Linked DNA regions of Homo sapiens: region 1 is linked to region 2. Evidence: chromatin loops called from intact Hi-C (ENCODE). Cell type or tissue: Calu3. All regions are shown on one strand. Each heading gives the region's core, and the rest is flanking DNA. Links, peaks and the distances in the headings are about the cores only.

The links. Hi-C counts contacts between places; a loop is a spot of excess contacts. Peaks named below come from ENCODE experiments on the same cell type or tissue, not always from the same donor. Only the 100,000 strongest peaks of a DNase experiment are listed, where the experiment ranks them.
Region 1: it touches region 2 in a loop (3.0-fold over the local background); 2 of 110 quality-filtered maps call a loop at or near these places.

What each region holds. Positions count from the first base shown.
Region 1 is chr4:56,209,677-56,225,791 of GRCh38, reverse strand. The region is part of intron 2 of CRACD (capping protein inhibiting regulator of actin dynamics); the gene reads right to left. Among named protein-coding and RNA genes, the nearest start is that of CRACD, 170 kb to the right of the region's middle. In Calu3, for the core only: no CTCF peak of the experiment used is centred there; a DNase peak (open chromatin) is centred at 9,741.
Region 2 is chr4:56,283,928-56,300,042 of GRCh38, reverse strand. It overlaps CRACD (capping protein inhibiting regulator of actin dynamics), which reads right to left. Exons shown (of 11, transcript NM_001393381.1): 4 at 1,694-1,829. The coding sequence starts at 1,813. It also overlaps the pseudogene RNU6-197P. Among named protein-coding and RNA genes, the nearest start is that of AASDH, 96 kb to the left of the region's middle. In Calu3, for the core only: no CTCF peak of the experiment used is centred there; no DNase peak of the experiment used is centred there.

The DNA of each region.
Region 1 (16,115 bases), core at 6,676-11,675, 76 kb after region 2:
CCAGGAAGACATTAGATAGACTGGGCATGATAATCCCGCTTCACTAACTGGTCATTCCTGTCTCACTTTCACAATGATGAACAAAAGGGAAGTCCTAAATATTTCTACCTAATCAAGCCTAGTAATTAAGCTGTATGATTTTTTCCCTTTATAATAAGATTTTAGGCACCCCTAAGACTCAAAATCAAATATTATACAAAGAATAAGGGGTACTTGGGGAAAGAGAAATATGGAAGAGAAATAGAAGATGAGAGAAATAAATGGAAGGCAGATAAGAAGAAACGGGTTCAGGGAGGCAGAAGAGATGGAGGAAAGAGAACAGATAAAGATCAAGATGAGAAAGACATAGAAGAGGAATATTCAATCAAAATGTCTTTATTCAAAAAATAACCATGTTGAGGCTGGCATGGTGGCTCACGCCTGTAATCCCAGCACTTTGGGAGGCCTAGGTGGGTTGATCACCTGAGGTCAGGAGTTTGAGACTAGCCTGGCCAACATGGTGAAACCCTGTCTCTACTAAAACTACAAAAAAATTAGCCAGGCATGGTGGTACGTACTATAATCCCAGCTACTCCGGGAGGCTGAGGCAGGAGAATTGCTTGAACCCGAGAGGGAGAGGTTTTTGCAGTAAGCCAAGATCGTGCCACTGCACTCCAGCCTGGGCAAGAGAGCAAGACACCATCTCAAAATAATAAATAAATAAATAACCATGTTGAGAGAAGATCACAAATGAAGAGCTAATCTCCTTGCAAGAATAAGTGTGTGGAGACCAAAGAGTGAAGACTTCAGGTGGACACTGAAGGGCACATGGGCTAAGGCTTGTATCCTCTGACACTCAACCCTCTCCAGATCTTTTACCAATTGAGGACAGTTGGCTCCCAACTTCAGGGTAAAGGGTTGGCTCCCAGCTTCAAGGTAAGGGAGATAGTGAGGTCACCTGCTTCCAGGAGCAGTCTTGTGCTGGAAGAGCTGGCTTTAAGCCAAAAGACACTATGTGGTAAACTAGAACTAGCAACTGAAGAAAAAACATGTTTGAAGCAGGATTAAGTATGTACATGGTTAAGCCAAAGAAACAGAAAGAAATTAGGTCAATATAAGACTATACAATATAGAGGTTGTACTGATTTACATTCCCACCCGCCATGTGTAAGCATTCCCTTTTCACCACATCCATGCCAACATCTATTGTTTTTTGACTTTTTAATAATAGCCATTCTGGCTGGGGCAAGGTGGTAGGTACCTCCCTGTGGTTTTAATTTGCATTTTCCTAATTAACTAGATTAAACCATCACTATGTACAGATGATATGATGAAAAACTCAAGATAATCACCTGAAAAACTATTAAAACACAAGAAAATTTAGTAAGCCTGATCAATGTGAAGCAATGGCTTCCACCAGTAACAAACAGAAGATATAATGGATGAAAAGACCTCAAGTATAGCAGCCAACACAACAAAAGACCTAGATGTAAACTTAATAGAAATGTGAAGGTGATACATGAACAAAATTTCAAGTCATTTTTAAAGGACAGACAAGTGACCAAATGGAAAAGCATAGTGTGGCCTCAGATAGGAAAAACTGACATCATAAAGATGTCATTCTTCTTAACTTGGAAATCAAATGCAATTCCAATAAAAAAAAATAGCGAAGAAAACTCTGAAAAAAAAAGAGTAATAAAAAGAAACTAGCTCTGTCAAATATTAAGATGTTTTACAGACCTCATCAATTAAAACAGGCCAGGCCTGGTGGTGCACACCTGTAATCCCAACACTGGGAAACCAAGGAGGGAGGATTGCTTGAGGCCAGGAATCCAAGACCAGCTTGGGCAATGTAGCAAGACCCTGTCTCCACAAAAAATTAAAAAATTAGCCAGGCCTGGTGGCAAGTGCCTGTAGTCCCAGCTACTTGGAAGGCTGAGGTGGTAGAATCACTTGAGCCCATAAGTTCGAGGATGCAGTGAGCTGAGACTGCGTCACTGTACTTCAGCCTGGGCACAGAGTGAGACCCTGTCTAAAAAAATTTAAAAAGATAGTAACAGTAACAATTAAAACAGTGTGAAACTGTTGTATGAATAGACAGGTAAATCAATGGAATAGAACAGAAGGCCCAGAAAACAGACCAAATACATTTGAGAATTTCATATATGATAAAAATGGCATTTTAAGTCAGTGGAGAAAGACCATTCAATAAGTGTTGCTGGGACAGCTGGACAGCCAACTGGAAAAGAAAAAGTTGGAACCACACTCACACCAGACACCAGGATAGACTCCAAGTGGAACAAAGACTAAAATATTAAAAATGAAACCATAAAAGTACTAGAAGACCCACAAAAATGAGGCAACCTGACATGATCTGTCCCTGATGGAAGAACACACCACATATGAAATAGTCTTGAAAAGGGAAAATTAATCTAAATCTGAAAGCACCTCAATCCCTACCAATTTACATAAAATAAAGAGGACAGAGGAACATTTATAAAGTACACCACAGGGATGCAACTAGCAAAACCCAGACTGTGGGAGACTCAAGAGAACAAACTCAAGGTGTTATTAGGAAAAAAAAAAAAGAGAAAAGAATCAAGAAAAACGAAAAAGAGATGAACCTGTGGTTTAAAAAGAGATTAAAGCCACACTGCCTTAGTTCAGGTGCTCATTATCTCTTGCCTACTGTCAACATCTTCAAGAACTTCTACTCAGGAGATTTTACCATGGCCATTATAAGGTGAAGATCTGCTGCTTTTTTTTTTTTTTAAGTTTACTGGTTTCTTAACTTTTATTTCTTTAATTTAATTAATTAATTTTTTTGTTTGTTTGTTTGAGACGGAGTCTTGTTCTGTCACCCAGGCTGGAGTGCAATGGCGTGATTTCGGCCCACTGCAACCTCAGCCTCCCAAGTTCAAGTGATTCTCCTGCCTCAGCCTCCCAAGTAGCCGGATTACAGGCGCACACCACCCACATGCCCAGCTAATTTTTGCGGTGCTTTTTTGTTTTTGTTTTTGTTTTTGTTTTTCAGTAGAGATGGGGTTTCACCATGTTGGCTAGGTTCTCGAACTCCTGAACTCAAGTGATTCACCAGCTTCGGCCTCCCAAAGTGCTGGGATTACAGGGATGACTCACCACGCCTGGCCCTTTAATTTAATTTTTAAACAGGTAAGATATTCCCAGAGGTGAAAAAATTCAAAGTTAAAAAAGGCATAAAGTGAATTCTTTTAAATTTATTTTTATTTACCTTATATGTCTACATATATTTATTTCAATTGTTGTTGGGGTACAAGTGGTTTTTGGTTACATGGATGTATTATATAGTGGTGAATTCTGAGATTTCAGTGCACCTCTTACCCAAGTAGCATACACCGTACCCAATACGTAGTTTTTAATCTTCACTTCCCTCCCACTCTCCCCACTTCAGAGTCTCCAAAGTGCATTATACCACTCTGTATGTCTTTGCATACCCATAGCTTAGTTCCCACTTGTGAGAACATACATTATTTGACTTTCCATTCCTGTGTTATTTCAATTAAAATAACAGCCTCCAGCTTCATCCAAGTCATTGCAAAAGACATTATTTCATTTCTTTTTATGGCTGAGTAGTATTCTGTGATATGTATATATACCACAGTTTCTTTATCCATTCATTGGTTGATGGGAACTCAGATTGGCTCCATATCTTTGCAACTGTGAATTGTGCTGCAAAAAACATATGCGTGCAGGCATCATTTTGATATAATGACTTCTTTTTCTTTGGGTAGATAGCCAGTAGTGGGATTGCTGGGTTGAATGGTATATCTACTTTTAGTTCTTTAAACAATCTCCATACTGTTTTCTATGGAGGGTGTACTAATTTACATTCCCACCAGCAGTGTAAAAGTGTTCTGTATTCACCACATCTATGCCAACATCTACTGTTTTTTGACTTTTTAATAATAGCCATTCTGGCTCGGGTAAGGTAGTAGGTGGTGAACTGTGGTTTTAATTTGCATTTTCCTAATAATTAGTAATAGTGGGCCTTTTTTCACATGTTTCTTGGCCATTTGTACATCCTCTTTTGAGAAATGTCTGTTCATGTCATTTGCCCACTTTTTCATGGGATTATTTGGGTTTTGGAGTTTTTTTATTTTATTTTTTAATTTTTTTTGCTGATTTGTTTGAGTTCCTTGCAGATTCTGAATATGAGTCCTTTCTTAGATGTATAGTTTACAAATATTTTCTCCCATTCTGTGGGTTGTCTGTTTACTCTGATGATTATTTCTTTTGCTGTGCAGAAAATCTTCAGTTTAATTATGTCCCATTTATTTATTTTGGTTTTTGCTGCATTTGCTTTTGGAGTATTAGTAATAAATTCTTCTTCCTACCCCATTCCTCAAGCCAATTTCCCCTTCCTCAAAATACTGCTGTTTTATGTGAACCTCTCAATATATTTGTATGCATTTACAAGAAAATCTTAACTTATATTCTTTTTTCCCCTTAATAACAAATATGTACACCAAACATACTGTTGTGGCTTTTCTTCCGTGAAGTATTTCAATAGCTTCCAAATTCATTTTCCTGACTGCAATTTTGTACTTTCCAATCCATTCTTCATGTGGCTGTCGGGTTGATCATTCTAAAATGCGGATCTGATCATGCTTCAAAATTTACAGTGTCTCCCTCTTAACTACAGGATCAAGTTCAACTCCCTAGCTTGGCACAATATTCAACATCTTTCATAATCTAGCCCTAACCTACCCTCTTTCCAGGGGTTTGGCTTACCACTCCTCACTACAAATCCCAAACCCCAAGGACGCTGGATTCTGAATACACCAAATGCTTTCTTTGTACATGATTCTCTCTCTACCTGGACCTTCTTTTCACTTCTCCATCTGGTGAGTTTTTACTTTCTATCTATCTTTCAAGATCCAGCTAAATGATATATCCTTTTGGAAGCCTGCCCTCACTTGTCACAAGCAGAACTACCAGGGACTGTGCTCCCCTATTAGGACTAATCAATTTTGCTATCCACTATGCCCACAGTCCTTTGTTCAAGGCTATAATACACTGCATGTCACAGTGTACCATATTATTATTTGTACTAGTCAGTAGTGAATAAATGAAAGATCATGCCTTATGGTCAACCCAACCCCTTCCCCAAAGAATTCTAACTTCAAAGAATGGAATTCCAAAAAAAAAAAATCAAAAGCCGGGCTTGCAAAGAATTTTACCAGTCCGCTAAAATGAATTTATTGGTTTGCCTCCATTCCAGATGGTCCTTGAAATCAACATCTTGTATTAGTCACACAGCACACCAACAGCTGCAGGGAGGCTTGTACCGTTCTTCCAGCAGGCCCCAGCAGGCTATCTGACTCCTTCAAAGAACTCCAACTTATCCTTGGGCATACACCAATGAAAATCCCACTGTCTCATATCCTAGTGAGCAGAGTGAAGTTCCACAAGCTTATTTAGGGAGAGGCAACAGTTGGTTACAAGAGCAGAGACTGGAAATCACAAGTTCCCCTAATTAGATCCCTGTGCTAATCTCCCAGAAAACAAAGGACTTCAGTCTAATCTTTTTTTCTTCTGTGTTTAGGAGTATTTCAGCTTATGGTGAAAGTAAGAATTTGGCTGCAGAAAAACACTTGATCAGTAATAAGAATACAGGTATGGTTGCTGATCAAAGCTGCAGTGAAGGAGCTAGTGTAACTGGCCCTCCAGACCACTGCCCTGCCTACGTTACCAAAGGTAAGTTTCTGAGTGATTTTATTCCTTTTTTCCTCTTTCAATCAAATATAATCTTATTTCCTTTCTTGTATTTCTTTCAACCAAATACTCCCAATTAGTTTCTTCATATTATCTGCCTGCAGTATTATACTGTAAGCCTGAATGCACCAAATGGTCATTTATGTTTTCATAGATTATATTAAATATCTTACCCAACACCTTTTACAACTTCTTACTAAACACACACATTTAAGCATTGACCTAAATCATTACTGTCTAACTGTCCCTGAAATCATGGGACTTTAAGCTAGAAGGTATCTGAGAAATCACCTAGTGACCCAATGCTCACAATGAACACTTACTAAACAAAAGGTGAATATACTTCTCCAAGATCACATGAGTTGCATAACCTTGACCAGGATGTTTTCCTAATATTGATTTCAGCAGGGCATGGTACCTCACCCCTGTAATCACAGCACTTTGGGAGGCTGAAATAACAATTTGACTGTTCTCTCCAGGCCAGGAGTTCAAGACCAGCCTGGCCAACGTAGCAAAACCCCATCTCTACTAAAAGTACAAAAGTTAGTTGGGTGTGGTGGCATGCACCTGTAATCTCCAGCTACTCGGGAGGCTGAGGCACAAGAATCGCTTCAATCCAGGAGGCAGAGGTTGCAGTGAGCTGAGATCACACCACTGCACTCCAGCCTGGGCGAAAGAGCAAGACTCTGTCTCAAAAACAAACAAACAAACAAACGAACAAAACCTAATATTCATTTCACTGTTATTTCTATCACATTGAGTTATCTCCATTCCATTTCCTTAATCTTACTGTTCTCAAATTTGCTTCATAACCTACTGTGGTCTAGCCCACCAGAATCCTCAAATGAAGGAATTTCCTGTTACTAGGAGCATCTTCTTGAATTATATTCAAACTCCCTCTTGCAACAGGGAGTAAAAGTAAGGTAAGAAGAGAACTGGGGGTTGGGGAAGAGGCAAGTTATTCATCTTCAATTAGATGAGTCCATCTTCAATTCATCTACCAGTTAGAAAGTTCTGAGGTCCCCCATTATAGATTCTTTCATAACATCTCACATTCTGTAAGCTATATTCAGGGCATTGAAGGTCAAAAGGCACAACAGGCTACTCTGCAACTACCTGGCCAAATAGCAAGAAAGATGGTAAATGTATTGCTCTATGTTATAGCCCAAAATAAATGAGAAGAACAATATCATTATGAAATAAATAATTCTTGTGAGATTCTTCCTGCAATCATCTAAAAGCCTTTGGGACTGAAATTATTTGCAGTCATAGGAAGAAAATTTCTAGGCTGGGCATGGTGGCTTATGACTGTAATCCTAACACTTTGTGGGGCTGAAGCGAGAGAATTGCTTGAGGCCAGGTGTTTGAGGTTACAATGAGCTATGATCATGCCACTGCACTCCAGCCAGGGTGACAGAGAGAGAGCCTGTTGAAAGAAAAGAAAGAAAAGAGGGAAGGGAAGGGGAAGGGAGGGGAGGGGAAGGAGGGGAGAAGTGAAGAGAAGGCAAGGGAAGCGGGGAGAAGGGAAGGAAATGAGGGAGGGGAGGGGAGGGGAAGATAAGGGAGGGGAAGGAAAGGGAGGGGAAGGAAAGGCAGGGGAAGGAAAGGGAGGGGATGGAAAGGGAGGGGAAGGGAGGGAAAGAAAGCAGACCAGGTGAGGTGGTTACTCCTGTAATCCCAGCACTTGAGGAGGCCAAAGCAGGAGGACTGCTTGAGCCCAGGAGTTTGAGAGCAGCCTGGATAACATAGTGAGACCCTGTCTCTACTTGAAAAAAAAGAAAAGAAGAAAATTCCTTCATATTCAAGCAGACATTTGACAGGGATTAAATTGTGTCCCCCACCAAAAGGTATCTTGAAGTCCTCACCCCTACTATCTCAGAATGTAACATTATTTGAAGACAGTGTCTTTTTAGAAGTAATCAAGTTAAAATGGGGTCAGTAGGGTGGCCCTAATCCAATAAGGCTGATGTCCTTGTAAAAAGGGGAAATTGGGAGACAAAGACACACCTAGAGAAAGACAACGTAAAGACACAGGGACAACATCATGTACAAGCCGAGGAACACCTAAGGCTACCAGAAGCCAGGACAGAGGCAAGAAGAAGATTCTCCCTCACAGCCCTCAGAAGGAGCCAACCCTGCCAACACTTTGGTTTTGGATTTCTAGCCTCCATAGCTGTGACACAATTGTAAAACAAAAAATAAAATCCTAAGCTCCCACAACCAACTGAATGAACCCTTCCTCTTGGCCGAGGGCATTCCAAAGTTAATCTGAAAAACTAATTCAGGCCTCGAGGGAAAGTGGTGGTCAAATATGCCTCATTATTTATACCTTCCTCCCTTTGCAATTCAGGCACAGCTTACCAGCATTAACATTAAAACAGAGACTTTAATACTGACAGAACGGACTCTTTAAGTCTGATAAGAAACATTTACAATCTATTCTCTCTGAAGCCTGCTATCTGGAGGCTCCATCTGCATAAGAAGAACTTTGGTCTCCACAGCCCCTTATCTTAACCCAGACACTCCCTTCTATTGATTCCAGGTCTTTAATAAACTCTTTCAACCAAATGCCAACCAGAAAATCTTTGAATCCACCTAGGACCTGGAATCCCTCCCCCTCCCACCCCACCTCCCCCTTTCTGGACTGAACCAATGTACTTTTACATGTATTGATTGATATCTTATGTCTCTCTAAAATGTATAAAACCAAGCTGAAGCCCAACCACCTTGGGCAAATGTTGTCAGGACCTTCTGAGGCTGTGTCATGAGTATGTCCTTAACCTTGGCAAAATAAACTTCTAAATTGATTGAGACTTGCCTCAGATACTTCTTGGTTTACATAATCAGTATGTCTGTTGTTGAAGCCATCTAGTTTTTGGTACTTTGTTAGGGCATCCCTAGGAAACTCGGACATCTGATGAGCAATGACCCCCAGCCAGTGCTACCAGGAATCAATTCCAGGTTTACAGAGGGACCCCTCTGAATGTTAATCAAAAATATTCAGCTTAGCTTTCTGCAAAAAGTAAACCTGAGACATTTTCTTTTTTTTTTTTTTCTTTTTTTTTTTTTTTTGAGACGGAGTCTCGCTCTGTCGCCCAGGCCGGACTGCGGACTGCAGTGGCGCAATCTCGGCTCACTGCAAGCTCCGCTTCCCGGGTTCACGCCATTCTCCTGCCTCAGCCTCCCGAGTAGCTGGGACTACAGGTGCCCGCCACCGCGCCCGGCTAATTTTTTGTATTTTTAGTAGAGACGGGGTTTCACCTTGTTAGCCAGGATGGTCTCGATCTCCTGACCTCATGATCCACCCGCCTCGGCCTCCCAAAGTGCTGGGATTACAGGCGTGAGCCACCGCGCCCGGCCTGACATTTTCTACTTCAGAATAATTTTCATATTTTTGCAAAGGCCGATTTTAAATGCCGCTTCTCTCCAAATACTACATTACCACTTTTGCCAAACCAGGATATGGAACACAGTCACACACACACACACCCCACAGAGAGTGTATCCCTCTATTTGGTCTTGAATAGATCGGAAGTTCCTACAGTTACTGGGACTATGATTCCAACCGATGCCTGTCAGTTTAGCAGATGAGATTGGAACAGCTGTATCTTCAATACACATCATTGTCTTAAATAGATGCTCAGAATGAATTACAATTAAATTACAGAGCTGTCAAAAAGGGTTATAATTATAGCATTTATTCACCATATTTACAAGGCCAGACATACACAAAAGGAACAGAAGGCTGAAGAAAAAGAACAAAAAACCCACTCCACATTACTTACCTCAGCAGGAAATCTGGTTGGGGGAGAGAGGAAGATGAGTTAGTTATCATGCAAAGAGCCCATTTCCTGCAACCACACAGCTCTGTGTTTCCAGAGGGTCTTCCATTCCAGAAGTTGGAGGCGCTTTAAGACATCATCTGGTGGCAACGCATTTCTCTTTTACAATTGGAAAAGGGAGGGCCAGCAAGGTTGCCATGACTCACCCACAGCTACAGACAAGCAAGGGAGGAGCTGGGACCTGAACCAAGAGCAAGGGCTACTCCCGTCAGTGGGCTGAACAAGGAAAGCAAAATCAGGACAGCCAGACCTGGTCCCTTGTTTTGTTCTCATCTATAAGAGCATATTAATTTATCCAGCAGTTATTTATCATGCAGCTTAGGAGGCTTGGAAATCGTCCTTCACTTTCTGCTAAAATGACACAAGATAAAAGAGAGGAAGAAAATCCTCAACTGCCATTTATGCTAGTCAATTCTGTTACTAATCAATAATGCATTTAGAACCACCGGAAGAATGGTACAATTCTCTTAGTCACCTTCAACCTCAGCATCCAAAAGATAAATTGAGGATAGTAATACTACTCAGTGAGCAAACATCAGGCAATCAACAAATATCTATTATGCTGTCTCTATGTGTAACATTGTGCTAGAGACTGTCAGGGGCATAAACAGGTGACAGACTTAGACTCGTTTCTCAAGAGCTCATAGTCCAGTTGAAGAGACAAGATACAAAGAAAGATAAAGTAAAACAAGGCAGTAAATATGCATTATGATAAACTGCCAATTCAATCATATGCACAAGTGCAATGGATTAAATATTTATGTTGCCCCAGCATTAATATGCTGAAATTCTAACTGCCAAGGTGACGGTATTAGGAGGTGTGGCCTCCAGGAAATGATTAGGTCATTAGGGCAGTGCTCTCATGGATGGGATTAGTGTCCTTATAAAGACATATGAGCCAGGCACAGTGATTCACGTTTGTAATCCCAATGCTTTGGAAGGCTGAGGTGAGAGGATCACTTGAGCTCAGGAGTTCAAGATCAGCCTGGGCAACATAGTGAGACCCCCATCTCTACAAAAACATTTAAAAATTAAAAAAATTAGCTGAGTGTGGTGGTATGTGCTTGTGGTCCTAGCTACTTGGGAGGCTGAGGTGGGAAGAATGCTTGAGCCCAGGAGTTTGAAGTTAGAGTAAGCTATGACTGCGCCACTGCACTCCAGCTTGGGTGAAAGAGCAGTATGCTGTCTCTTTTTTTGTTTGTTTGTTTTTTCTCTTTGAGATGGAGTCTTGCACTGTTGCCCAGGCTGGAGTGCAATGGTGCGATCTCGGCTCACTCCAACCTCCACCTCCCGGGTTCACATGATTCTCCTGCCTCAGCCGGGATTATAGGCGCACACCACCACACCCAACCAATTTTTTATGTTTTCAGTAGAGACGGAGTTTCACTATGTTGGCCAGACTTGTCTCGAACTCCTGACCTCATGATTTGCCTACCTTGGCCTCCCAAAGTGCTGGGATTATAGGCGTGAGCCACTGTGCCTGGCCAGTACACTGTCTCTTAAAAAAAAATAACTGTTTGATATATATATATATAGAGAGAGAGAGAGAGAGAGAGAGAGAGAGTGTCTAGCTCTGTCGCCAGGCTGGAGGGCAGTGGTGCGATATGTCTCTTTTTTTTTTCTCCTTGAGACAGTCTCACACTGTTGCCCGGGCTGGAGTGCAACGGTGCAATCTCAGCTGACTGCAACCTCCGCCTCCCGGGTTCACGTGATTCTCCTGCCGCGGCTTCCCAAGTAGCTGGGATTACAGGCAAGTGCCGCCACACCCAGCTAATTTTTGTATTTTAGTAGAGATGAGTTTTCACCATGTTGGCCAGGATGGTCTTGATCTCCTGACCTCATGATCTGCCCACCTTGGCCTCCCAAAGTGCTGGAATTATAGGCGTAAGCCATCGCACCCGGCCTATATTTTTTAAATAAAAAAATACATGTGCAGGTTTGTTATTTTTTTTTAATTACAAAAAAAATCTGAGAGAGCCCTCTCACCCCTTTCATTATGTGGAGTGACAGTGAGAAGATGGCCATCTACAAGGAAGCAGGCCCTCACCAGACACCAAATCTGACAGTGCCTTGATCTTGGATTTTCCAGCCTTTAGAACTGTGAGAAATCAATTTCTGTTGTTTATAAGCCACCCAGGATGGTATTTTGTTAAAACAGCTGAATGGACTAAGACAAGAAATTCACAGCAAGGAGAAAATTACCTGAGTCTTACCAATCTGTTTCTCACCCTTTCTACCCTGAATGAGACCATTCAGGCTTTCTTATTATCTTCAGGTTTACTGGATGTTCTCCTAAAAACGTATTTCAGTTGGTCATTCAGTTGTTAAATTAGGTTTAGCCTAAAGCTGCCTCCTTACATATTTTAAATTCAGCCAAAAGGTTTCTCCATAGTAAACTGTAACCTAACTATATGTGTAAACAGAGCATAACCTACTCTTCTGCTAATCACCAAGTATTGGCCAATCAAAGGTGACCAACTATTCAAATCGTGTTCAAATAAGGCAAATGCCAAACTGTAACCAATCCAGAAATAAGGCAAACACCAAACTGTAACCAATCCAGCTGTTTCCGCACCTCATTTCCATTTACTAATGTCACTTTCCTTTTTCTGTCCATAAATCTTCCAACATGTGGCTGTACTGGAGTCTCTCTGAATGTACTCTGGCCTGGGGATTGGGGGTGTAGGGGCTGTGGAAGTGGAGGTGATCCCAGATTCAAGACTCATTCTTTGCTCAATTAAACTCTTTTATTTTATTTTATTTTATTTTTGAGGTGGAGTTTCACTCTTGTTGCCCAGGCTGGAGTGCAATGGCGTGATCTTGGCTCACTGAAACCTCTGCCTCCCGGGTTCAAGCGATTCTCCTGCCTCAGCCTCCTGAGTGGCTGGGATTACAGGCATACGCCACTACGACTGGCTAATTTTGTATTTTTAGTAAAGATGGGATTTCTCCATGTTGGTGAGGCTGGTCTTGAACTCCCAACCTCAGGTGATCCACCTGCCTCGGCCTCCCAAAGTGCTGGGATTATAGGTGTGACCTATTGTGCCCGGCCTCAATTAAACTCTTTAATTTGTCTAAGGTTTGTCTTTTAACAGATGGCATCTGAAGTGAGATCCAAAGTGGAGCTTACAGAGACCTCCAGGAGCACTGAATGGCCAAGACAGGCTACCTGCTAGGCCCATGGTGTCCACTGCTTTTGTGCAGCAACTGGGGCACGGTAAGCTCTCTCTTGGATTCCAAAACTCCACAGATTTGTGTTGTGAGTTCTCTGAGTTTGTTTGAGCAAACTTCTGATGCAAACTGGGTTTGGAAGTCATGACAGAAACTGGACTAAGTCCAGGATCAGATTGGATCCAATAATTAACTGGCTTGGATCCATTTATAGGCCTTAGATATCTAACTGGGTCAGACAGAAACTGGTAGTAAATGGCAATATTGCAGGGGTGGCAAACTTAGGCTTTGGAAATCTGCAGGTATTTTTGTGTTCTCCCCCCTTTGTTTCTTTTTTTGTGTGTACTTTGGTAGGGAAAAATCATTGGCTAAGTTGATCAAGGGGATCTGAGAGCCCAAGCCAAGATTCAAGGTAAAAATGAGATCCATAATTTCAAAAGAATTAACTACTCCACTGTCCAGCTATGCCTACATTTACATGTGGAAGTGTTACTGGAAAGGGGTCCTGATACAGACCCCAAGAGAAGGTGCTTGCCTCTTGCACAAGAAAGAACTCAGGGCACGTCCACAGAGTAAAGTGAAAGTAAGTTTATTAAGAAAGTAAAGGAGTAAATGAATGGCTACTTCATAGACAGAACAGCCCCAAGGGCTGCTGGTTGGCTATTTTTACGGTTATTTCTTGATTATATGCTAACCAATGGGTACATTATTCATGTGTTTTCCAGGAAAGGGGTGGGAAATCCCTGGAGCTGCAGGTTCCTCCCTGTTTTAGACTATATAAGGTAACTTCCAGATGTTGCTATTGCATTTGTAAACTATAATGGTGCTGATGGGAATGTCTTTTGGCATACTAATGTATTATAATTAGCATATAATGAGCAGTGAGGATGACCAGAAGTGACTCTCATCGCCATCTTGGTTCTGGCAGGTTTTGGCTGGCTTCTTTACTGCATCCCATTTCATCAGCAGGGTCTTTGTGACCTGTATATTGTGCCAACCTCCTAGCTCATCCTGTGACTAAAAATGAATAGCCTCCTGGGGATACAGCCCAGCAGGTCTTGATAGTGGCAGGAGGCACTCAAATACCTAGGCAGATTGGGGCAGGTCCCCAGTGAAACCCCACCTCCAGGCCAAAGACAGTTTAAAGCCTGAAAGCCAAGCTACAAGTCAAATCCATGGACCAGATTGAGAGCCTGTCTTCCCATTTGTCATGCTTTCCTCTAATTAATCCCCATCCTTCCCCTGTTTTACACATACCTATCCTTCCCTAATTGGTGTTTTATACTGTCATGCCCACATTTAGTTGTGCCTTTGTTTTAACCTTTCTTGCATACTCACAAACCAATCAGCACGCGCTCCCCAATTGTGAGCCCATAAAAGCCCCGGACTCAGCTGCACTGGGGGAGAAACCACCCGACCATGGGTGGCTGACCCCTGCACATCCCCTCTCCGCTGAGAGCTGTTTCCTTGCTCAATAAAATTCTTCTCTACCTTCCTAACTCTTCAATTGTCAGCGTATACTCATTCTTCTTGGATGTGGGACAAGAACTCAGGAACTGCCAAAGCTGGGTACAGGCTATAACAAAGGCAGGCTGGGGCACACCTGGAACAGCCATGGGCTGAGCTGGTGCACAAGCCAGGCATGGCCTGGGCAGGCGGAGTGGGCAGGCCTCCTCCTGCAGGAGGCAGTATGGCCAAGCTAGGCCTGGGCAGGGGCATTGCTGGCCAGAGGTTCCCAGCTTGCAAAGTGACTGGGAAAAATCCTTTGTCAGTCTCAGCCTCATTTTACTCAGCCCCTATTCAAGATGGAGTTGCTCTGGTCCAAATGCCTCTGACATAAGTATTATAGTAGGCCCTGGAAGCAGTAATTGCTTTAGAAATGGCAAAATCTTACTAAAGGTCATTTAAAATTACAATGGAATGTTACAAATGCACAACATTGAACTTGAAGAAATGCATTTGAAAACGAGGGCTCCCAAATTAGTCTCATCTAGGGATGCCTACTGATATGCAGAAGTGTCTAAAAAGATTTCAATATTTTTAATATTTTTTAAAGACTCTTCAAGAAAGGCAAATAAAATGCTTTATTCTAGATAAAGTGTTCATAAAAGGTAGCCCTTAGGGTAAAGTGAGCTTGCTTCTTTTTCAGATCTATACATGCAGAGACCAGGCATGGAGAACTCTTCCTTTGCTCTGTTCCTTAATGGGCACCACCCTAAACTCAGTAATTACAGCTAAGTTAAAGAGACCACCTATAGAACTCAAATACACCTTTAACTCATCTAACTGGCAATCTTCAAATCGTTTTGTAAAAGAAATTTACATCTATAAAGGAAATCTTCATTTGTAAGGGTATCTCTGTCTCTAAACCTAAACTACTAGGAACTTTAGTTATGGGGAAGACAATGGATTAATGTTTACCTAACAAACCTTGCCTTTGTTTAAATCTAAGTTCTGTGCTTTGAGATGTAAACTTTTACCTTGTTTTGCCTGTGTCCTCTCTTTAAAGCTGCAAACTTAGAGTTGCCTCCCTAACAATTGTTTTAAGCATAAAAGAGGTAATCAAGAGATTGACAGTGGGAAGAAACTTTGAAAAGTGGCAAATGAGGAATCTTACAAATCTGTAAGATCTGCTTCTGTCTATGTGTCTGTTATGTCTATACATGTTATGCATATGTGATTATATGTGGTAAATATAGCTAGTTTTTAAATTGTTGCTAAAACAGGAATGGATCTGTACACAAACCCCCAAGTCACGAGTTTACCTATATAACAAACCTGCACATATATCCCTGAACCTAAAATAAAGGTTAAGGTATTTTTAAAAATAGGAATGGTTTCAAAATTATCTGTTAAACATAATTTTATACTTGCTTGATTTGACTGTGATCTTGTGTTTCTAGTTTTTAGCCTCTGAATTAAGAGTTCTGCATAGGTAGCCATGGTGAAGTCTGGAAACACGTTCTCAGTGCCTCAACCAGCAGCTACAAGTCAGAGTCAAGCCCATTATGACCCCTTCTTCCTGCCTGAGCTTTGGCCCCAGATATTCTGAGAGGGGTTGGATCCTCCAGGGCATCGACCTCACAGCTCTGTCTTCTGTCCTGAGCTCTTCTCCTGGCATGTAAATTCAGGACTCAGATAAGCCCTGCCCTTCATAGCCACCTTGGATGCTGCGTGACTACCTGTGAGTCAGGAGGACTGGAAAAGACATTAGGGAGGGTACCTGTGTCCTACTTTCAAAATGTTTTTCAGTAATTTTAAATCTTAAAGTGATGTTATGTTAAAGCATAATCATAAAATGGGAGTCATTTGTAAGTTAAAAAATATTAAAACATTAATTACCAAACCTAAGTTTAAGTTTATATAGTT
Region 2 (16,115 bases), core at 4,516-9,515:
CCTCAGCCTCCTGAGTAGCTGGGACTACAGGCGCCTGCCACCACGCCCAGCTAATTTTTTGTATTTTTAGTAGAGACGGGGTTTCACTGTGTTAGCCAGGATGGTCTCGATCTCCTGCTGATCTCTACTGAGTACAGTGCTTCAGCATATCAGTAGCTACTGAGGGCAGTTGTTCTCTTTTCCTTTTTTTTTTTTTGCTCGTTTATTGATTCATTCATTTAATCCATTGTTGTAGACTTACAGACAGGTGGAAGCCAGCAGACCAGAGCCCTCTGTTCATAACCTGGAGACCCTCCAAGCAGCTAGCTGGAGAGCCTCAGAGAAGTGCTTGCTTGGGCATTTCTCTTGGGTAAGCGAATTTTTTTTTTTTTTTTGGACAAGCTCTCACTCTATCACCCAGGAAGGCATGCAGTGGTGCAATCTCAGTTCACTGCAACCTCTGCTTCCTGGGCTCAAGCCATCCTCCCACCTCAGCCTCCTGAGAAGCTGGGACTACAGGCATGCACAACCATGCCCGGCTAACTTTTGTATTTTTGGTAGAGATGGGGTTTCACCATGTTGCCCAGGTTAGTCTCAAACTCCTGAGTTCAAGCAGTCCACCCACCTCGGCCTCCCAAAGTGCTGGAATTATAGGAGTGAGCCACTGTGCCTGGCCAGATGAGAGAATTCTATCTGCCAAGCAGCTAGGCAGACCTCATAGTCAGGCTCTAAGTGCCTCTGCTCTTCTTGCTTTTCCTGTATTATCTGTCATTTCAATCATATGTAGTGAATAATTATTTATTATATTTTCATTGTTAGGGAGGTACCACCCGAGTAGATTTTAGGTAGGAAAACTGCCCCACTCTGCAGAGTGAACTGGAAGTGGCTTAAGAGCTTTGTGATTTTCTTCTGAGACAAGGTGGCTTAGGGTGGCGAGATTTACAAATACAACAGAAAAATAGAGTCGTATCATTCACTGTCCAATTACAGAGACTCGGAAAGTGGATATGTGTTGTGCACACGCTCAGTCAACAGTCAGCCCTGATTCAGGGATTATGGGCAATGCTTAACGGTTAGGAACTCTTCCTCTCATCCAAGTCCTATAGCTTTTTGTTGTTGTTGTTGTTGTTGGGGAGAGAGCCTTGCTCTGTCACCCAGGCTGGAGTGCAGTGGCATGATCTCGGCTCACTGCAACCTCTGCCTCCCGGATTCAAGTGATTCTCCTGCCTCAGCCTCCCTTGTAGCTGGGATTACAGGTGTGTGCCACCACATCCAGCTAATTTTTGCATTTTTAGTAGAGACAGTGTTTCGCCATGTTGCCCAGGCTGCTTTTGAATTCCTGGCCTCAAGTGATCCACCCGCCTCGGCCTCCCAAAGTGCTGGGATTACAGGCCTGAGCCACCGCGCCTGGCCCCAAGTCCTGCAGCTTCTCTTGGGTACTTGTTTTCATGTCCAGTAAAATATGAGGGAACAATTTGAAAGAAAAGGAGAGGGTGTGTCATGCAGATGGCTGCAGTGGTGATAGTGTAGCTCTTGCAGGTAGGCAGGAGGTTTCCAGAGAATACAGTTGAATTCAAGAAAGCAATAATTCTCACCAGGAGTGACCTCTGGACCTCCCAATCCATTACTCAAGGCCAAGCTCGGGACTTTTCCCACTTCCCTTCATAACTGGGCCCCTCCTATGGCTCGTAATTCCACTCTCAAGCTGTCTTACCTGAAGAGTTTTGACTTTGCCCAGGATGTTGTCCTGTGACATTGCTTGAACTGTCTGCTCACTTTCTGCTCCCCCATCAGGGATAAAAATACTGTCATGGGAAAATGCCCGGGTTCCCATAGAATAGTTGAAGGACCTGGAAGGTAAATCATGTGCTTCATTTTATTAGGATAAAATTTCTTTTGGCAATTCAGTTTTCCATTATTCCTGATTGGAGGGACTCCACCCACATTCCCAGTCTCATTCGGCAAGCACTTTCAGCATTGTGTCCCTGTCTGCTGGGGGTCAGCCAAGGAGCTGGGTAGACAAAAGGGTCCCCATCTCTTACATAGCCCTGGTTCAGAGCCATTCACCGTGAGAACACAAAGACAGTTACTTATTTGTATAGGATCCAAGACAGAAGGCACTGCAGAACTTTTAATTGGAAGAGCCTTTCTCCAGCTGAGCTGTCACTATCAGTTTTGTCCCAGTAAGTCTTGCCAACCAGAATTTATTAAGTAACATGCAAATCTAGAAGTAAGAGGCAAGGATTTCTTTCTTTCAGATGACAACCAAACTGGAAGAAAGATGTACACATCCCAAACAAAGACTTTGGAAGAGGACTAGAGAATTGTTGATAGAGACAATAAATGCTTTAGCAATTTCGGGAAAATGGGAGACATTTGTGTTAGGGCCATTCTGACAGGCTTTGCATATATGGAACACCTTATAGGTGGCTGGTATCCAACAAAAACTTTTTAAATTTTTATTTTTATTTATTTATATTTTTTAGAGACAAGGTTTTATTCTGTTGCCCAGGCTGGAGTGCAGTGGTGTGATCATGGCCCAATGTAGCCTCAAACTCCTGGGCTCAAGTGATCCTGCAGAGTAGCTAGGAATACAGACATCTGCTCCCACATCCAGCTAATTTATATTATTTTTTGTAGGGCTGGGGTCTTGCTATGTTACCCAGGCTGGTTTTGAACTCCTGGCTTCCTCACAAAGCACTGGCATTACAGGCATGAGCCACTAAGCCCAGCTAAAACACTTTTTAGTTGAAAGTCTGGACTTGGAGGAAGTCTGGACTTCTACCAGACAATGAGGTATAAGCCGTGTGAAATGCACAAAGACAGCCAGGCACGGTGGCTCATGCCAAGCCCAGCACTTTGGGAGGCAGAGGCAGGCAGATCACCTGAGGTCTGGAGTTCGAGACCAGCCTGGGCAATATGGTGAAACCCCGTCTCTACTAAAAATACCAAAAAAACAAAAACAAAAACAAAAAAATTAGCCGGGCATGATGGCTGGCGCCTATAATCCCAGCTACTTGGGAGACTCAGATGGGAGAATCGCTTGAACCCGGGAGGCGGGGATTGCAGTGAGCCAAGATTGCGCCACTGCACTCCAGCCTAGGTGAGACAGAGCGAGACTCAGTCTCAAAAAAAAAAAAAAACAAACAAAAAAAAAGAAATGCACAAAGAGGAAGCAGCAGAAGTAAGCGAGTAAGATAGCAGTAAGGAAGCAAACTGTTCCCTACTTGATCTTGGAAACTAACTTATCTCTGGGAAAGAGTACACACTGAGGCTGCCAGCTCCTCACAGGGGCAGGAAGAGCAGCAAGGCATGCACATTGCCACAATGCCAGGCAACACAGGCAGCACTTGGAGGGGAGAGAGAGCACAACCTCCTCCTTCCCCTCCCCAGAAAGGGGCCCCTACTGGGGTTTTCTCAGTGACCAAGTGCATGAAAGAATAGCCAGCGTTGGGGGCAGGTGTTCCCAGGCAGTGCCTCCGAACTGAATTACAGAATGCAGTGGGCAAGGTCCTGGGGCAGCTGTACTTGTTATCTGCCCAAGTCTAGACCCAGTTGGGAAGACTAATTACCAAATTTTATCATCTAGTTTGCTAAATTACAGGCAGCACGGTGTAAAAGTGTGCGAGGTTTACAAATGAAAGACTTGGATGTGAGCCTCCTGGCTATGTGATCTTAGGCAATAATAATAATTATTATAAACATCAACCCTTACTTTGATTTAAAAAAAAAACTGTGTGGAGTTTTACTTTCATTATCTCATTTAATCCCCATCATCACCATCTTGTGACAGATGAAACTCAGAGAGTAAATAACTTATATAAAGACATCCAAATTGAAGGAGTAGAGTGAGAAACTGAACTCAGATCTGCTGAGAATAATCTCATGCCAGCCAGCTGCCATATTTTAAAGTGGTAGAAGGTCATATAGTATTGCCATCATGAGTGACACAGGGTATGGGAGAGGAAGACGGTGCAGATGCCATGGGGCCTGGACTGTGAGAGGGTTGAAGACACTAAATAGCTAGAATAAGGCATACGTCTTCAGCTAAATAACCCAGGGCACCATATAGCAGCAATTCCCTTTATGAAATATGAGGCACTCTTTTAGGAAACATGCAGGGAGATTAATATGTTATGATCTCCCTGTCCTCAAAGAACCTGGGACCTATGTCACAAACTGAGCTTCCAAGTTCACCTAAAAATGTTATGAAATAAACTTTTCATTTGAAGTTGTGGAATCGCACTTCTGAATATTCTCTGTCTAAACTTCTTTTTCAGATCCCTGGTTATGACTCAGTTGAGAGAAGGGGTAAATGACTTCATTTCTACATTGTATTTTTGCAAAGGGCATATATATATATATATATATATATATATATATATATATATATATATATATATGTTTACTAATTTCTCACAGTTGTGTGTACAGAATACACCAGTGCTAGGCTAAGTTCCATTCCAGTTTCTAAGTCAACCTTGACTGCGTCATGAAGTCTATCCCCCTGATTTATTTTTCCACATAGGCTAAGAATTGGCACTCTCCTGCTCTTTGGTGTTGAACTCCAAACATTCCTGTTGCCGGCAAAGATCTGATGTCCATTCATTACTCACTTCCAGATGATCATATTGAAAAATAGAGAAAATGAAAAGTAATAATAGCAGTAGTAGTAATTATAATAGTGGTGGTCACAGTGGTAACATTTATCCTAGCTAAATTTTATTGGACACTTGTGATGTATCTTGCATATATGCTAACCTCTTTAACATAATATCAGAATCTTTTTGATATATAATATTTAAAACTTATGTGGTAGGCACTGTTAGTAAGGCTGTTTTATGGACAAGGAAACTAAGGTTTGAAGACAATGAGCAATTTGCTATAAATTAAGTAACTGTCTATATTATAATTTTTTCTGGCCTCTGTTCCACTGGTCTACTTGTCTGTTTTTTGTTGTTGTTGTTTTGTTTTTACTTTTTTTACTTACCTGTTTTTATACCAATAACACACTATCTTAATTGCTGTAGCTTTTTAAGGAGTCTTGATATCTAGTAGTTTAAGTTTTTCAGCTCTGGTTTTCTGGGTTTTTTTCTTTCTTTCTTTTCTTTTCTTTTTTTTCTTTTTACTTTTTTTTTTTTTTTTTTTTTGAGACAAGGTCTTGCTCTGCTACCCAGGCTGGAGTGCAGTGGCATGATCTCGGCTTAGTGTAACCTCCACCTTCTGGGTTCAAGCAATTCTCCTGCCTCAGCCTCCCAAGTAGCTCAGATTACAGGTGCCCACCACCACGCCTGGTTAATTTTTGTATTTTTGGTAGAGATGGGGTTTTGCCATGTTGGCCAGGCTGGTATAGAACTCCTGGCCTCAAGTGATCAGCCCACCTTGGCCTCCCAAAGTACTGGGATTATAGGCGTGAGCCGCCACACCTGGCTTCTACATAAATTTATACATATACACATACATGAATATACTATTGAGATTGCTTTTAGATGGCATTAAATCTATAACTTTTTAAACTGATGTTTTTACAATATTGAATCTTTTAATCCATGAACATGGGCTGACTCCTCATGTATTTATATCATCTTTAATTTCTCTTAACAAATGTGTTGAAGTTTTCTGTATAGAGGTCTTGTACATATTTTGATAGGTTTATTCTTATATATTTGGTGTTTCTGAATTTATTGTAAATGGTATAGACTAAAATTTCTATTTTCTAATTTTTTAATTAGTGGATATAAAATGTAACTTATTTTTATATATTGATCTTATAACCAGAGACTTTGCTAAGTTTATTTATCAATTATAATAACATGACTGCTGATTCTTTTTTTTTTTTTTAAGACAGGGTCTCAGTCACCAAGGCTGGAGTGCAGTGGCTAAATCATAGCTGCTGGGCAACCTTGAACTCCTGGATTCAGGGGATCCTCCTGCCTCAGTCTCCCAAGTAGCTGGGACTACAGGCTCATGCCAGCATACCTGGCTACTTTTAAAATTTTTTGTAGAGATGAGTTCTTGCCATCTTCCCTAGTCTGGTCTGGAACTCCTGCCTCAAGCAATCCTCCCACCTTAGCCTCCCAAAGTGCTGGAATTACAGGCATAAGCCACCACACCTGAACACCTGAACACCTGAAGCATAGAATTTTTGTAGATAAGCTTGTATTACTGCATCTTTGAAAAGACACATGATCTACTGATATGGTTTGGATCTGTGTCCCCGACAAATCTCATGTCAAATTGTAGTCTCCAATGGTGGGAGGTGGCTGGATCATGGGGATGGATTTCTCATGAACGGTTCAGCATAATCCCCTTGGTGCTATTTTCATGGTAGTGAGTGAGTTCTTGCAAGATCCTGTTGTTTAAAAGCATGCAGCACCTCCTGCCTTGCTCTCTCTTGCTCCTGCTCCTGCCATGTGAAACACCTCACTCCCTCTTTGCCTTCTGCCATGATTGGAAGCTTCTTGAGGCCTCCTTAGAAGTGGAAGCCACTATGCTTCCTGTACAGCATGCAGGATCACGGCCAATTAAACCTCTTTTCTTTATAAATTACCCAGTCTCAGGTATTTCTTCAGAGCAGTGCAAGAGCACACTAATACAGCTATCTTTCATTTATAGCTGATTTTAAAGTTAGCCTCTTTATCTTTGTTTTTTAGCAGTTTTACTCTGGTGTAGCAGGGTGTGAGCTTCTTTTAATTTATTCAGCTTGGGTTACACAATGCTTCTAAAATCTGTAGCTTGATGTCTTTCATCAGCTTTGGAAAATTCTCAGCCTTTATCTCTTAAATACTGTTGTGCCCCATTTTTCCTCTAATCTCTCTCTGATCCTCCCATGTTAAACCCTTTTAACTACAAGCCACATAACTTTTATTCTCATTATTATAGCTACCATTCTTTTTACTCAATATGATTCAGACTGGATATTTCTATGGACCTGCTTCCAGTTCACTAATTTTCTCTTTAAGTCCAATCTGCTGAGTTCTTAATTTCAGAAGTATATTTTAGATCTCAAATTTCCACTTAATTGTTTAATAAATTTAAGTTCTCTGCTGAAATTCTCCATCCTGTAAACTATATTCTTGAATATATTAATCACAATTATTTGAAAGTCTATCTGAAACTCCAACATCTAGGTCACCTTTAGGTCTCTGTCTATTATCTTGTTTTTCTTGTGGTCTGTTTCTTAGATGCTTGGTAATTTTTAATTAGACTTCACACATCATGCCTCAAAAATTTTAGAGGTGGCCAGTCGCGGTGGCTCACGCCTGTAATCCCAGCACTTTGGGAGGCCGAGGCAGGTGGATCACGAGGTCAAGAGATGGAGACCATCCTGGTTGACACGGTGAAACCCTGTCTCTACTAAAAATACAAAAAATTAGCTGGGCGTGGTGGCAGGCGCCTGTAGTCCCAGCTACTCGGGAGGCTGAGGCAGGAGAATGGTGTGAACCCGGGAGGTGGAGGTTGCAGTGAGCCGAGACTGTGCCACTGCACTCCAGCCTGGGCGACAGAGCAAGACTCTGTCTCAAAAAAAAAAAAAATTTAGAGGCTGGGTTCTCTCCTTCCAGAGAGGACTCACCTGATCTTCTTGAAGGCTTCAAACAGCAAAGAAGCACATCACTTCAATCCAATCAAAGACTGAGCTAATTCATGGCTGGTTAGAAATCTTTGTAAGGCTCAGACTACTTCTGTTTTGCCTCCACTTCTAGGGTGTGGTCCTCCCAGAGCCTCAACTGAGAGCCTGGGTTATTTCCTAAGGTCCCCCTCCTTGGCATATCTGCGTGTAAACTGTTAGAAGCAGCCAGGCCACATCTTAAATGCTTTGCTGCTTAAAAATTCCTTTCAACAGATACCCTAAGTCACCACTCTTGAGTTCAAACTACCACAGATCCCTAGGGAATGAACACAATGCAGCCAATTTATTTGCTACAGTACAACAAAGGAGACCTTGGCTCCAGTTCTCAGTAAGTTCCTTATTTCCATCTGAGACCGCATCAGCCTGGCCTTCACTGTCCATATAACTATCAGCATTTTTAGTCACAAGTATTTAACCAGTCTCTAAGAAATTCCAAACTTTCCCTCATCTTTTCTTCTCCTGAGCCCTCCAAACTCTTCCAACCTTTGCCTGTTACCCAGTTCCAAGGCTGCTTTGACATTTTCAGGTATCTTTATAGCAATGCCCCATTCTTTGGTACCAGTTTTCTATATTAGGTCATTTTTGTGTTACTGCATAGAAATATCTGAGGCTGGGTAATTTATAAAGAAAAGAGGTTTAACTGGCTTATGGTTCTGCAGGCTATATAAGCATGGCACCAATTATCTCCTTGGCTTCTGGTGAGGGTTTCAAGAAGCTTACAATCATGGTAGAAGGCAAAATGGGGGCAGGTATGTCAGTCATGTGGTGAGAGCAGGAGAAAGAGGGCAGCATTTGTATAATATTAAATCTAATATTAAATCTTTGGTGAGCATGGTTACCAGTTCCAGCTCCAAACAACTCTACAATGTAGATTATTTCCTGTTCTCTGAAGGGGAAGCTGAGGTGGGTAAAAATATTGCCCAAAGTTCCAAAATTTGAGGCAGGGTTGGAATTGAAACTGAATAGCCTTTGCGTGGAGATCTCAGCTTGAAACCATGTTCTAATGAACACAGAGCTTGGTGGAACCATGGTCCTTAACCATCTGGGAAGTGCAAATTACATGATTGGGAGGTGGAGAGGCAATTTACCACAAATTGTACCTTAGCAGAGTTCGTCCGGACTTCTTTATTCTTGACATTTAAAGACCTTTCGCAGTTGATTGTGAAGCAGGCCAACTCCACCTCTCCCTGCTTCCTTTTAAGAGGGAACCAAGAGAGAGGGGCCTTTCAGCTTCAATGCTGCAACTTTCCCTCACTCTCTCTCTGCTCAAATGATAGAAAATGGACTTGCCAGGTGGGAACCTTCTCTTCTGCTACTGAGAACCAGAGCAGCCTCTTGCTTGTGAGAAGAGCTGTATAAAGACCTCTAAAATCCCACAGATTTTAAACCTTCAACTGGAGGATTGTCAATATAGTCATTTAACAATCATTTTAATTTAAACAAGATTTGAAGTCAAATGCAAAGCACGCATGGTAAAAGCCAACTCTACAAAGACAGGAAGAAAGGCCCACTTGGGAAGTTCAGAACAGCACTGGTATCTGAGCAACAGTTTTCACAGTTTTCATAAGCCTAGAAAAGAATCACAGCCCCGACTTACAGAGGCCAGAAAAATGGTCCCTTTGGATTGGAGGTCCCAAGAGCAGAAGTTCCTGGGGCTTTAGAAGGCAGTCAGCTCTCCTATGTACATGTACAAAGGAGCATGGCTGAGATGTTTTAACTGTCATTTCTACATTTCTGTCCTGATTTGCTGTTGTCATTGATATTATTTTTATTGACAGACAGGTTGGGCTTTGAAACATTTCATCAGGCATTTCTAATCAGCCCAAAGATACCAGCTTTTGGACTTGCCCCTCTACTTTTCACTGCCTCCTGCAGTTATCTTTCCAAAGACATTGATGGGAGAACAGCCTGAGGTTGCTCTTCTGGCTTTACCTTTAATAACTGCCTCACTCCAATACTCTCTTCTTCTCCTCATGTGTCTCCAGCTACAGTGGAGTGACTTTCCCACTGTTTCTGCATACTTAACATGAATTCATCAATCTTCCCACAGAACTCCTATCTTTTCTATTTCTTTGTTACTCTCATCCCCCGGGCTCTGTGCTATATTATTTTGTAAGTGAGGTAAAGTCCAGATTAGGAGGAAGATAAAATGCAAAAACCTTAACAGATAACATCGCCTGTGCTTTCACTTTCAGAAATCCTTCAAAGACAATGTAAAAACTCATGCAGAAGACTGGAAATCCTGAGCTCGCAGACCTATTCTGAGCCTGCATTCCACTCTGCCTGCCAATATTTCTCTGCACCTATGCCTGGAGGCCTGGAGCGCTGCTCTTCACATCTCTAGTGAGTCTCTACGAGTAAACTGGAAGCAGCAAAAGGCAGTGTACTGTATCAGCGATGACAGGGACAGCCCTCACACAGCCAACAGCCACTGCAGAAAGGGCCCCTCTGTGCTCATGGAGTCCAAGACCCAAGTCTTTATGGATGGAGAAGCTGAGGCCCAGCAAAGTGAAGAGAGAGACTCAATCAAAACAGAAACCAGAGCTCAAGCTCCTGGCTCCTATTGACACGGCTTAATACAGTGTTTACAGATGTTTGGATTTCTTAGAGAAAATGACATTATATGAATGGTGGCTGCTAGATCACGACAAGAAAGGAGCATTAAGAGGGTTCCAGTTCACCCACGATTGCAAATGTTATACAAAAGAGGATATACCAGTTTTACTTTGTTTTTTTTTTTTTTTTGAGACAGAGTCTCATTCTGTTGCCCAGGCATTCTGTTGCCCAGGCATTCTGCTGCAGTGGTCTCTCTGCTCACTGCAGCTTCGAACTCTCCAGGCTCAAGGGATCCTCCCACCTCAGCCTCCCAAGTAGCTGGAAATACAGGCGTGCACCACCGTGCCTGGCTAAGTTTTTATTTTTTTCATAAAGATGGGATCTTGCCATGTTGCCCAGGCTGGTCTCAAACTCCTGGGCTCAAGCGATCCTCCTGCTTTGGCCTCCCAAAGTGCTGGGATTACAGGTGTGAACCGCCATGCCCAGCCCAGTTTTAATTCTTAAACACAAAATCTGTCATTACCAAGTGGGATCCCAGCAGCCATAAATTTTTTCATATTTGTATAATATTGATCAAGATTTTATTACGATAAAATGTATGTAACATAAAATTTAGTATTTTAACATTTTTTAAGTACACAGTTCAGTGGCATTAAATACACTCATATTACAATGAAACCATCAGCACTATCAACTTTTAGAACCTTATCATCATCCTAAACTTCATATCCATGCAACAATAACTCCCCATTCTCCCCTCTCCGCAGTCCCTGGTAACTACTATTGTACTTTCTGTCTCTTTGAATTTTACTATTTCAGGTACTTCCTTTAAATGGAATAATATAATATCTGTCCTTTTGTGCCTGGCTTATTTCACTTAGCATAATGTTTTGAAAGTTCATCCACATTGTAGCATGTGTCAGAATTTCCTTCCTTTTTAAGAATGAATAATTCCATTGTATGTACATATCACGTTTATACATTCATCCATCAATGGGCATTTGGGTTGTTTCTCCTTTTTGGCTATTGTAAGTAGCACTGCAATGAACATGGGTGTGCTGATGAAGATTTTAAAAATACAGGAATGCAGCCTTATGACTCATATCTATGTGTAGACACGGCTGAAAAAGTAAATAGGTGTGCCGTAAGTCCCCATTCCACATAGAAGATCTACATCATCTTGATCTCCTCCACCCAAATTAAACAGTCAATATCTGTAAAGATCAGTAGCGATCTCATAAGACCAAAGAAGTGAAAGAAAGGGGAGAAGGAAGAGGAAGAGGAAGAGTAGGAGCACTTCAGCAGCACATACACTACAACTGGAACGATATGGAGATTATCATGGTCCCTGTGCGAGGATGACATGCAATTAAGTGAATTAATGCAGAAACAGAAAACTAAATATCGTATGTTCTCACTTATAAGTGGGAACCAAGTCTTGGGAACACACAGACATTAGGGACTCCAATAGGAGAGAGGGAGGGAGCGGGGGGCAAGAGCTGATACATTTCCTATTGGGTACTTTCGTCACTATCTGGGTGACTGGATTAAACGAAGCTCAAACCTCAGCATCACGTAATATACCCTTGTAACAAACCTATACATGTACTCTCTGAATCTGAAATAAAAATGGAATTTTTTAAAAAAAGAAGAGCAGGAGGAGGAAGGTAAGAAGAAGAGGAGGAAATTAAGAAAAGAGGAAGAAAAAAGGAGAAGAAGAGGAAAAATCCTTGACATTTGCCTAAAATCATGGGAAATTTTGAGGTCAGTTCTCGAAAACCTGATCCTGGTACCTGATGCACAGAACAATAGCCCATAGGGTTCCATCCATGCCACTCCTACCCAAGAAGGTTCAAATACCATGAACCCACTCCAGGAACCATTAGCTACAGACTAGAGGCTTTGAATAGGCTTAGTCAATTCTAAGGGAAGATGCGTTTAGCACTAAGAAAAACTCACAGAGGTTTACAGGGTCCTGTTCTACCTACATCTTAAAACATTTAAGCCCTTTGATCTAACTCATTATGGGTTTAGAAAGACAGCAGGAAACACACATTGGTATTTCTCCTTTACTCCACCTCCTCTTTCCTTTCCTTTACCCAGAGTCAGATGAATTAAACTCCAAGATTTTACCCAGAGGCTCCAAACAACGACTTTAGGGCCAGGCATGGTGGCTAATGGCTATAATCCCAACGCTTTGAGCAGGGAGAATAGTTTGAACCCAGGAGTTCAAGATCAGCCTGGGAACCATAGCAAGAGCCCATCTCTACAAAAAATAATAAAAAATTAGCCAGGTTCGCCGGGCACAGTGGCTCTTGCCTGTAATCCCAGCACTGTGGGAGGCCGAGGTGGGCAGATCGCCTGAGGTCAGGAGTTCAACACCAGCCTGGCCAACGTGGTGAAACCCCCTCTACTAAAAATATAAAAATTAGCCAAGCATGGTGGTTCACGCCTGTAATCCCAGCTACTCAGGAGGCTGAGACAGAAGAATTGCTTGAACCTGGGAGACAGAGGTTGCAGTGAGCCAAAATCATGCCACTGCACTCCAGCCTGGGTGACAGAGACTCTGTATCAAAAAAAAAAAAATTAGCCAAGTATAGTGCTGCACATTTGCAGTCCCTGCTACTCAGGAGGCTGAAGCGGGCAGATTGCTTGAGCTCAGGAATTCGAGGCTGCAGTGAGTTATGATCACGTCACCATACTCCAGCCTAGGTGACAGAGGCCTTGCCTCTAAAAATAAAAGGGAATAAAAGACTGTTATAGAATAAAAACATAGTACTGTCAGGCTCACTTTGGCAGCAAATACATCAAAATACAGGGCGTTTTGAAGGGCTTGTTTCTGTGCTTAAAGTTGTCAAGAGCTTAGGAAACTCAGCGGAGGCCTGGATGAGTCATTGCAATTTGCTGGAATACTATATGGATAGGATGATTATGCTAATAAGCATGCCAGCAGCAATGGTTAGGGCTCACACACTGTAACCTTTGCTCAGGTGAAGCTTTTATTTTTATTATTACTTTTTATGTTGAAGCCGTTGCAGACTTTGTTTTCCCGGACCTTTTGAGAGGAAGTCACTGGCATGATGCTCATCACCCTGACCACGGCAGCAGTGGGAGCCAGAGGACTTGCTCTTGAACACACAGTAAGATGTTAACGGGAATCTGCAGAAATAAATGCAGGAACCCCGAGAGCAGTCGAAAAATCAATGAGTGTATAATTGTTACTGTTGCCCTGGTTTTACCTCCACTCTATTGCAATATAATTGACATCTGTAAATGATCTCCAAGTTGCATCTTTTCCAATTCAGCTTTCTCTGAAACCCTACGGTAATCTTTTTTTTTTTTTTTTTTTTTTGAGACGGAGTCTCGCTCTGTCGCCCAGGCTGTAGTGCAGTGGCGCGATCTCGGCTCACTGTAAGCTCTGCCTCCCGGGTTCATGCCATTCTCCTGCCTCGGCCTCCCGAGTTTTTTGTGTTTTTTTTTTTTCGGAGACAGAATCTCACGCTGTTGCCCAGGCTGCAATACAGTGGCACAATCTCAGCTCACTGCAACTCCCACCTCTGGGGTTCCAGAGATTCTCACGCCTCAGCCTCCCAAGCAGCTGGGATTACAGGCGCGTGCCACCACACTCGTCTAATTTTGGTATTTTTAGTAGAGATGGGGTTTTGCCATGTTGGCCAGGCTGGTCTCAAACTCTTGGCCTCAAGTGATCTGCCCACCTCAGCCTCCCAAAGTGCTGGGATTACGGTCATGAGCCACTGTACCTAGCCCCCTATATTAATCTTAAAGGAGTTAATTTGCCAGCTCAGAAACCACTGGTGTTTTCCCATGCCAAAATCCTCCCAGATAAAGCTGCAGTGGTTGCTTGGCATTTAAGGCTCTTCATGCCAGAGCCCTAAAGTACTCTGGCTCTATGAAACAGAGGTTGTGTAGTGTAGGGATTACCTCTTACCTCTTAGGGATTAGTTCTTACCTCTGAAACCTAGTTCTACCATTTACCAGCTGTGTGGCTTTCAGCAAGTCTCTAAACCTCCAGGTGCCTCAGTTTCCTTAACTGTTAAATGGGGATAATAATAGGACCTACCTCACAGGGCTTTCATTAGAATTAAATTTATGATATGTAAAACACTAAGAATGGTGTAAGCAGTGCTGGGCACCTATAATCCTAGTGCTTTGGGAGACCAAAGCGGGAGGATGGCTTGAGGTCAGGAGTCTGAGACCAGCCTAGGCAACAACACTACAAGACCCTGTCTCTAAAAATAAAAAATAAAAAATTCATGGGGCGTGGTGGCCCGTGCCTGTTGTCCCAGCTACTCAGGAGGCTCAGGTGGGAGGATTGCTTGAATTCAGGAGTTTGAGGCTGCAGTGAGCTGTGATCCCACCACTGCACTCCGGCCTTTGTGACAGAGCAAGACATTGTCTCTTAAAAAAAAAAAGTTATTATCTAATGTCACCCTACTTCAAGCACCCATGAGGCAAACCTGACCTGTAAGTTCCTCAAATACCATCACTGGGTTCTATTACCGCATAGGGTCTTCTGCTGCATGGACTGCCCAGTGCCAGTCTCGAAATTCGGTTCTTACCCATTGATGAGGTTTGGATTTGTGTCCCCACCCAAATCTCACGTTGAATTGGAGGGGCGGCCTGGTGGGAGGTGATTGGATCATGGGGGTGGATTTCCCTCATGCTGTTCTTGTGATAGTGAGTGAGTTCTCACAAGATCTGATGGTTAAAAGTGTGTGGCACTTCCCCCTTTGTTCTTTGTCTCTCCTGCTCCACCATGGTAAGACATGCTTGCTTCCCTTTCACCTTCCACCATGACTGTAAGTTTCCTGAGGCCTCCCAACCATGGTTCCTGTTAAGCTTGTGGAACCGTGAGTCAATTAAACCTCTTTTCTTTATAAATTACACAGTCTCTTTATAGCAGTGTGAAAACAGACTAATACACCATCTTTTGAGATCCAGCTCAAACCTTATCAGCCCCACAAACCTTTTCTTGCTCCCTTTTGTCCCTCAGGAATCTCTTTGTATGAATCTCATGCTGTTTGACCTTACGGTTACTGTAATCAAGCCTTTAATGAGAGAGAAAATAAAAGTGCTTTGCATGTTGTAAAGTACGACACAGATGTGATTCTTTTTTTTTGTTTTTTGTTTTCGAGACGGAGTCTCACTCTGTAGCCCAGGCTGGGGTGCAGTGGCACCATCTCGGCTCACTGCAACCTCCATCTTCTGGGTTCAAGCAATTCTCCTACTTCAGCCTCCCAAGTAGCTGGGATTACAGGTACCCACCACCACGCCTGGCTAATTTTTGTATTTTTAGTAGAGATGGGGTTTCACCATGTTGGCCAGGCTAGTCTTGAACTCCTAACCTCAGGTGATCCACCTGCCTCAGCCTCCCAAAGTGTTGGGATTACAGGCGTGAGCCACCATGCCTGGCCAATGTGATTTTACTGACAATAGTGATACCATCTTATCTCCACCCCAGTACTATGTTAGGTCAGGGATCACATCTATTATCTTTGTTTTTCCCATAGTGCTTTCTATTATCAAATTTGTCAGCAATTTTTTTTTTTTTTTTTTTTTTTTTTACTTTAGGATGGGTTCTTACTATGTTGACCAGGCTGGTCTGAAACTCCTGGGCTCAAGGAATCCTCCCACCTCAGCCTCCCAAAGTGCTGGTATTACAGGTATGAGCCGCTGTGCCCCACCAAACATTTTCAAAGGATAAGAAAATGATTACTACTGTAGGGTGAGTTGGTTTACCAGGTGGGTTTTCTGTAGAGAGATCACAATGGAAAGCGTGAGGCAGATGTGTTATGGGAAAACGCAGAATATGTTCAGATCATGGCTGTTTTCCAGGAGGTCACTGCAGAAAGCTCCAAGAAGCCAACGGGTGGCAAGTCAGGAGGCTGTTCAGCCTCTCTCAAGGTTTCTTTTGAGACTTCTTTTCAAC